Regions from separate parts of the Homo sapiens genome. Here region 2 is linked to region 1. The links are chromatin contacts, found by Hi-C or POLR2A ChIA-PET in ENCODE. All regions are on one chromosome and are shown on one strand. Each heading gives the region's core, a stretch centred on a gene start or an enhancer-like site at or near the end of the contact. The rest is flanking DNA. Distances are from core to core; before and after follow the strand shown. Region 1 holds the start of CDKN2C (cyclin dependent kinase inhibitor 2C). Region 2 overlaps EPS15-AS1 (EPS15 antisense RNA 1).

Evidence for each region. Hi-C counts contacts between places; a loop is a spot of excess contacts on that map. ChIA-PET counts read pairs that join two places held with the same protein, here RNA polymerase II (POLR2A). Pooled maps may share reads with other maps.
Region 2: a loop to region 1 is called in a map of naive thymus-derived CD4-positive, alpha-beta T cell, with 18 times the contacts of the local background. The contact joins the enhancer-like site here to the promoter of CDKN2C in region 1. A Hi-C loop is called at or near these places in 1 of 168 maps with a recorded cell type or tissue (naive thymus-derived CD4-positive, alpha-beta T cell) and 6 of 50 pooled maps. POLR2A ChIA-PET finds 5 or more read pairs at or near these places in 1 of 52 experiments (activated B cell).

The regions. Positions count from the first base shown.
Region 1 is chr1:50,968,544-50,972,842 of GRCh38, forward strand. It overlaps CDKN2C (cyclin dependent kinase inhibitor 2C), which reads left to right and starts at 1,702. Exons shown (of 2, transcript NM_078626.3): 1 at 1,702-1,954. The coding sequence starts at 1,826. RefSeq lists silencers at 1-220, 771-1,040 and an enhancer at 471-540.
Region 2 is chr1:51,568,259-51,572,245 of GRCh38, forward strand. The region is part of intron 2 of EPS15-AS1 (EPS15 antisense RNA 1); the gene reads left to right. It also overlaps a transcript of OSBPL9 not described here and the pseudogene CALR4P. Among named protein-coding and RNA genes, the nearest start is that of OSBPL9, 47 kb to the right of the region's middle. RefSeq lists enhancers at 1,000-1,049, 1,210-1,369. Within about 2 kb of position 1,678, at least 16 of the 41 ENCODE cell types and tissues checked have a DNase peak (open chromatin) inside an H3K27ac peak, as active enhancers do.

The sequences.
Region 1 (4,299 bases), core at 452-2,951:
AGACTTGACGGGAGGAGGTGGAGAGCGGGAGGCGGGAATGAGGGCGCGGGACCGGGCGGGCGGAGCGTGCGAGACTGCGAGCGCGAGCGCCAGCAGGGCGGAGGGCGGGGCGTGGGCGGCGCCCGGCCTTCCCGCTCCCGCGGCGCTGCAACTCTGCCGAGCCTCCTTAAAACTCTGCCGTTAAAATGGGGGCGGGTTTTTCAACTCAAAAAGCGCTCAATTTTTTTCTTTTCAAAAAAAGCTGATGAGGTCGGAAAAAAGGGAGAAGAAACCGGCACCCTCTCTGAGAGGCAACAGAAGCAGCAATTGTTTCAGCGAAAAAAGCAGCAAGGGAGGGAGTGAAGGAAAAAAGCAAAAAAGGGGGCGACACGCAAGTGCCTGTAGGGGTGAAAGGAGCAGGGACCGGCGATCTAGGGGGGGATCAGCTACAAAAGAAACTGTCACTGGGAGCGGTGCGGCCAAGGAGGAAGCAGTGCTGCCAGGCTCTGCTCCAGGGCACAGCTGGCTGGCGGCTGCCCTGTCCGCAGCAAAGGGGCACAGGCCGGGGACCGCGAGAGGTGGCAAAGTGGCACCGGGCGCCGAGGCTGCTGAGCGCTCGCCGAGACGGCGACCGGACTGGCTGCCCCGGAACTGCGGCGACTCTCCCTACTCAGAACTTGGCCTACGTTTCCCAGGACTCTCCCCATCTCCAGAGGCCCCCACAAAACCGGGAAAGGAAGGAAAGGACAGCGGCGGCAGCAGCTCAATGAGTGCCTACAGCAGAAAGCCTGAACGAGCTCGGTCGTAGGCGGGAAGTTCCCGGGGGGGCTGCCCAGTGCAGCCGCAATGCTGCCGCGAGCTGCCCCAGCAGTCCGGGCTCCGTAGACGCTTTCCGCATCACTCTCCTTCCTCGGGCTGCCGGGAGTCCCGGGACCTGGCGGGGCCGGCATGACGGGCTTCTCGGGGGCCCGCCGCACGCCCGGCAGCCTCCGGAGACGCGCGCCGAGCCCGGCTCCCACGGCCTCTGAGGCTCGGCGGGGCTGCGGCTGCCTGGCGGGCGGGCTCCGGAGCTTTCCTGAGCGGCATTAGCCCACGGCTTGGCCCGGACGCGACCAAAGGCTCTTCTGGAGAAGCCCAGAGCACTGGGCAATCGTTACGACCTGTAACTTGAGGGCCACCGAACTGCTACTCCCGTTCGCCTTTGGCGATCATCTTTTAACCCTCCGGAGCACGTCAGCATCCAGCCACCGCGGCGCTCTCCCAGCAGCGGAGGACCCAGGACTATCCCTTCGGCGAGACGGATGGAAACCGAGCCCCCTGGAGGACCTGCCCCTGCAGTTCTGCCTCACACGGCTCAAGTCACCACCGTGAACAAGGGTGGGTGAATGCCTTTTCTTCCCCCTGAATGTCTTTCCTTCCGCGGTATTTTCTGCCCCGATCTATAGTCCCTTGAGTCTCCACACACACTCCTCACAGAGATCTGTAGCGTAGGTACGTGACAGCTCTGCCTACATCTGACGTCCGGAGTCATTAACCAGGAATGTATGTGTGTCTGTGTGTCTCTCTGTGGAGTCGTCAGAATTCTTCATAGGGGTTAAGCTAAAAAAGCGAGGCGAGGAGCCCCTCTCCAATGGCTCAGTTTTGCTGAATAATCACGTGTGAATCGAGGGGCGGGCTTTTGGCAGGCAGATCTTACTAGTATTTACTACCAAGCTCTACTCCAGATTAACCATCCCAGTCCTTCTGTCAGTCTCCGATGCCATCATGCAGCCTGGTTAGGAGCAAAGGAAAGGGGAAAAAGAAAAACGACTAATTCATCTTTTCCTGATCGTCAGGACCCTAAAGAATGGCCGAGCCTTGGGGGAACGAGTTGGCGTCCGCAGCTGCCAGGGGGGACCTAGAGCAACTTACTAGTTTGTTGCAAAATAATGTAAACGTCAATGCACAAAATGGATTTGGAAGGACTGCGCTGCAGGTTGGTATTAAGAGAGGTGGGGAAAACAAGTCAATAATGTTGCCTACGTGACCCGGGTTTCTAGATTTACAGCTTTTAAGCTTTCAGGGACATAAAATTTCACTGTTTTTAAACCTAGTTGGTTGCCATATTTTATATCTTTAAGTGGATGCAACTTCTCAAAATGACGTACTTTGAACAAACTCCTCAAATCCAATAACATCCTTGATATCAAGTGGGGTCCAGATTTGGTCTTAGTTTTTGGAATGTTTTTGTGACGGTGGGGATTTTAAAGTAGTCAGTGTAGGGCCGAGGTTTGTTTGTTTTGTTTTGTTTTTAAAGACAGCTCTGTAAACACATTATTATGATTATTATTTGAAGTAAATACACTGCTATTAGTGGTTTTACGTACTTTGCCCCCAATAATAGACTTTAACGTTAATTTTCTTGACTACTGATGAGGGTGTTTTTCCTTCAAATGCTTCAAGTTTTGACAAACGACCTTTCCTCGTTTGGAATGGGTGGCCTGGGCACCGGGACAGGATGTACATTTTACAGTTAATGTAATACCATCCACTCATTCAGGAGTCGGGAGGAATAAAAAGTTGAATTTTCTAATCAGAGCTCAGCTGCAGTGTCTTTGTCTCTACGGTCATGCCGTGGTGTGCTCTAATTTTCAGTAATTAGATTTACAGGCAACAATTGACACATGTCCAGCTGCCAAGTATTGTACCTGATAATTTTTTTCCTCTTCTGAATGTTATCATGTAACTTAGGTGAAAGGCTTAGAAACAGAAAAATGACAAAATAGTTTAAAATAGTTGCTTTATCAGAGTTCTGATGATATTCTTATGAGCTATTCTTATTTGGAAATGCAACACTTGAAGCTGTTTTTGAAAACCCAGTGGGGAGAGGGTTTTTAGAGGGCTTTGTTTCGGTTACAAGAATTAAAAATTTAAGTGCCAAGAGATATACTATTAACAAACAAAGTCCATACAGTCTGTACATTTTCAGTCAGAATACACTGGCCTTGCAAAAATTTCAGTATTAAGGAAGTTTATGCACAGATACTAAATTATTTATCTTGTTATTGCTGCTACATTAAGTAATGATTTTTTTTCCTTTTTCTACCTAGTAGTTTTGAACAGGTTTAGTGATGATAGCAAAGTAACAAATTTAATATATTGAAAAGTTTCCTTTTGAAAACTCAAAAGATTATATAAACTTCACAAAGAATGAACTACTTAACCCATGTTCATGATAAGATTTTACAGGATTTTTGACGAACAGGAAGACTGGGAAATTAATAATATTCTTTTAAAAAGTTTTGACAAACATTTTTAATACAACTTTGCAATCTTGTTTATATTAAACATACTTATCAAGATACTAACACCCACTTATTGTGGCTTAGTCCTTGTACATATAACGAAACACACACACAGAAACTGGAGTTTCAAGGCTTATTTTCAATATGTATAATCCTGACTCTGAAGTTGTGTCATAAGTCAAGAAATAACTTTCTTCAAAACCGTTTCCAATATTGCTATTATTTTCTGTGAAAAAAGGTGAATTTTCTTCTACAATTATGTTTATTTAACTCAATTTCAAAAGCCTTTTCCACCTTCCTAGTGTACATTTTTCTATCAGGTTAATATCAAAGGCCTTAATCGTATGTTTGCTTTACGAAGATCCAAGGTATCTGTCTCTTATTTTTCTCATTCCAGGTCCTTAAATATGACTAAATCTTTAGGGACAGTTGTGGTCGTATCAATTTTTAATAACCAAAAAGTATGTTTCATTGAAGTTCTTGAAATATAAATTATGTATCACTGTTTACCACTGCTCCAAAGGAAGAGCTAAAAATCAACAGTTTTATCAACAGGGGAGCTTAATATCTTGTCCATCTATGTAGTTTGCATTTACAAAATATTACTCATTTTAAATATATTTTGTTATTTAATGTGTGATTAGATTTTTTTAAACAAACATTTAAAAAAGATAGAACGACTTTGTATTTTCCATTAGCATTTAATTTCATAAACATTGAGTGTCTATTATACAAGATATTTATTATAAATTTAGATTATTATGGATATACCTAGATATAAATAAACCAGTGTAAATTCTGAAAATGTGTGGCATGTTAATGAAAGTAATATTTTTTCACAACTAAATTATATGTATTTTATATTTGCATGCTGTTCTACAAGATACTTTATAAGAGACCACTGTTAGAGTGAAATATATTCAAACAATAGTAGATAATCTTTGTTATGTGAATTATTTGTATGTTGATAGCAAGTGTTAATACCACATTCTGACTTTTAAAATGTTGGCAGTTTACAAATAGCTGTTCCTTAAAT
Region 2 (3,987 bases), core at 428-2,927, 600 kb after region 1:
TCTGTGTCAGGCATTTTATACCATGTCATTTAATTCTTACAAGTAGGTGTTACTATCCCCCACTTTTAGCTGGGAAAATTGTGGCTCAGAACAGTTAAGCAGGTTGCTCAAAGACAAACAGCTAGTAAGTAGCATTGTTGGTATTCAAACCCAAGGCTACCTAGAAACAGAGCCTGGGGCCCTTTATGCTTTGTAAAAACTCTAGAGGGAACTCTAGAGATCATCAGTGTCTCTGAGCCCAGAAAGCCTTATCTGCCAACAGTTGGGAATAGATTTAACATAATTTTCTTTTCTTTTCTTTTTTTTGAGACGGAGTCTCAGAGTCTCACTCTGTCACCCAGGCTGTCGCCCAGGCTGGAGTGTAGTGGTGCAACCTCAGCTCACTGCAACCTCTGCTTCCCAGGTTCAAGCAATTCTGCTGCCTCAGCCTCCTGAGTACCTGGAATTACAGGCTCCCGCCACCACACCTGGCTAATTTTTCTTTTTCTCGAGACGGAGTCTTGCTCTATCAGCCAGGCTAGAGTGCAGTGGTGCAATCTCGGCTCACTACAACCTCCATCTCCCAGGTTCAAGCAATTATCCTGCCTGGTATTACAGGTGCTAGCCACCATGCCTGGCTAATGTTTGTATTTTCAGTAGAGATGGGGTTTCACCATGTTGGCCAGGATGCTCTCGAACTCCTGACCTCAAGTGATCTACCCGCCTCAGCCCCCCGCCACCCAGAGTGCTGGAATTACAGGGGTGAGCCACTGCACCCAGCCTTAACTTAATTTTCAACCTTACCTCCCATGTTACCACTCTCACTATCCAAAACACACACGTGCTTAAGTAAGATCTGGACTGCCCCAAGGAGGCCTAGTTACATATTTAGGTTACAGATACAACACTCTGGACACATTTCAGATGCTAAAAAAAGGTCACTTCCTTGACCTCCTGTGCCTTTCTCTCACTGAGGCAGAGTACAATGCCTTATTGTAGTGTACCTGTGAGAGGGTCTACGTAGCTGATGACCTCCTTCTCCTCTTCTGAGAACTGGAAAATGTCTCCCTGTGCTATAGATTTCTTAATATGGTACCATGTGCCTCCCCACCTCTGTGGTTTACTTATATTAACATTCAGGTTTAGAGTTGCTTTTTTCAGGTCTTTGAAGAGTCCTGCCACATGGAGGCGGGGTGGAGTTATCATATTAGACATTTTCTGTTCCAAGTGAATCTGAGCGTTTTCAACAACTACAGTGGCTGTCATTAGGACCTAATGGAGCTGACAGTGACTGCTATCAGAGAGCTTACCAAACATGATGTGATACTTGGATCCTGAGTGCATATCCTCCTGGTTCAGGGTGGCAGGAAAGAGTTTTACATATCCGCCACCACAATACTTCCTTTGCTTGTGTTTTACTGAAAACTGAAACACCAAGGTCTCATTCTCATTGCTGAATGCTTCAACCTGGTTGAGAAGGCATAAAACTTGGCATGTTCACTGGTTTGGAGACCTAGAAGCAGAAAGCACAGAGTCTTCAGGCTTAAATACCCAAAAAGCAGCCAGAGAGATCCAGCACTTGACCTCACCAATCTCTGGTATTTTCTTCCATACCTGTGCTGAAAGCTTTGCACACATACTTTTATTCAAGCCTCAGAGCAACCCTGCAAAATGAGTATTATCTCCACTTTACAATCAGGAGGCTGAGTCATAAGGAGGTGAGTCACCTGCCTAGGGCCACATAGCTAGCAAGGAGCCAAGCTGGAATTTTAAGCCACGTTTGTCTGATTCTTTCTGCATACCATGCTACCTCTGATTTTCAAGAGATACTTGAAGACTGTTCTACAACTTTACAAAACAAAGGCCTGTTTTTCCGAGGCTCCCCTGGGTGACCAGAATGAGGTTCTACCATACAAAAATGCTGTGGTAGAAAGAGCCCCTGCACTTTCTGGACATCTTTCTACCATAGCCTCGTAGATCAAATAGTAATCACTGCTAACATTCACTGAACACTTACTCGTTACCAATGTGTTTCATTCACATATATTACTACTGTACTTAATCTTCATAATAACCCCATGAAGTGGGTTCTCCTAATTTCTCTGCTTTATCATGAAGCCATTGAGGCTATTTCACTTGTGCAGGATCACTCAACCAGTTCATTTAATTCTAGAGCCCCCATCTTCAACTATAAGACTTTACTTCCTCCTCCAGAGAGTATCAGGGTAATAATAGATCTCAGAGCCTTTCTAGTCTAACCACATTACTTTATAGATGAGCAGACCAAGCCCCAGGGAGGAAAGGTTACTTACTCAAGATGACAGAGTCACAAATGAAATCATGCCATACAAGCAAAGTCTCCTGGCCTCCAGGCTAGTGGTCTTTCTATTATTCCATGCTGCTGCCCAGCTTACTGGTTAGGGCTCTGTTAACTCTCTGAGTCTCAGTTTCATATCAGCAAAACGTGGAGAATTATTCCTATCTCATAGGATTCCTGGTGAAGGTCAAGTGAGTAAGAGATCTGAGAAGTACTTTGTAAACTGTCAACATAAAATGTAAGGGGCTATCATTATTCGTACTTGGTGAGGTTCCTTTTTTTTTTGGAGACGGAGTCTTGCTCTGTCGCCAGGCTGGAGTGCAGTGGCATAATCTCGGCTCACTGCAACCTCCGCCTCCCAGGTTCAAATGATTCTCCTGCCTCAGCCTCCCAAGTGGCTGGGATTATAGGTTCCCGCCACCACGCCCGGCTAATTTTGTATTTTTAGTAGAGATGGGGTTTCAGCATGTTGGCCAGGCTGGTCTCGAACTCCTGACAGGCGTGAGTCACCACACCCGGCTGGGTCCTTCCTTATGATCCCACAGCTCTCTGTACTTTCCTGGGTCACACTATGTTGAAACTAGGTTTATTTCAGTCTCTTTGAATAATTTTTAGCTTCTGAAGAACAGGTGCATCTTTATATTCCCTGAATCTGGAACAGGACCTGACATAGAAGAAAGACTCAATAAGTATGTGTTAAATTACACAGAAGAATCACAGGTCCTGATTCAGACATCTCAAGAGCACTTATTGTACACCAGGCTCTGTGGTAAACACTTTCATGTCTGACATTATGTTAGGAGTTGTCTACATTTTAAATAATATGCTTGGCCTGGCATGGTGGTTCATGCCTCTAATCCCAGTACTTTAGTATGTCAGGGCAGGAGGACTGCTTGAGGCCAGGAGTTTAAGACCAGCATGGGCAACATAATGAGACCTTGTCTTTGCAAAAAAAATTAAAAATTAGTTGGGGATGGTGGTACATGCCTGTAGTCCCAGCTACTCCAGAGGCTGAGGTGGGAGAAGCATTTGGGCCCAGGAGTTTGAGGCTGCAGTGAGCTACGATCACACCATTGCACTCCAGCCTGGGTGACAGAGCAAGACCCTGTCTTAATCAAAACAAAACAAAATTGAACAAAGTATGCTTACTTCCCCAAAGACCCCAAGAACAGCTAGAGTAACCAGGGAAGACTTCACGGAGGAGGGCGTGTGCACAAGGCAAAGAGCACCGAACCTGCAGGCAAGACCAAGTTTTGAGTCTCTATTCTGCCAAACCCTACTTCGTAGCTCAATTCCACCTGCCTTCTCTCTGAGCCTCTTTTGTAACCCAGGACTCTTCTAAAGAACTAGGAGGAATCCAATGAACCTGAGTGGGATACAATGTGAGGGACAACAACCAAGAAACCACACTGAGAGGAGATGAGTGGCTGAGCAGACTACCCTCACTGGCATCACCAAGGCACAGCTTCCCGTGGGTCACACCGTCTCCAATTTCTCTCTACTCTGGAAATGGTTTTCCCTTTAATACCGTTTAATACTCTGGGAACAGTTTTCCAGAGTGGATTTAAAATTTAAGATTCTCAAGCCAGTTCATAATTCTCTCCTTTAATCAATATGAAAATGAGATTCATAACAGTAGCCAGGAGGAAGAAGATAGGAAATCACTTCAGGGAAAGATCAATGAATTCTAC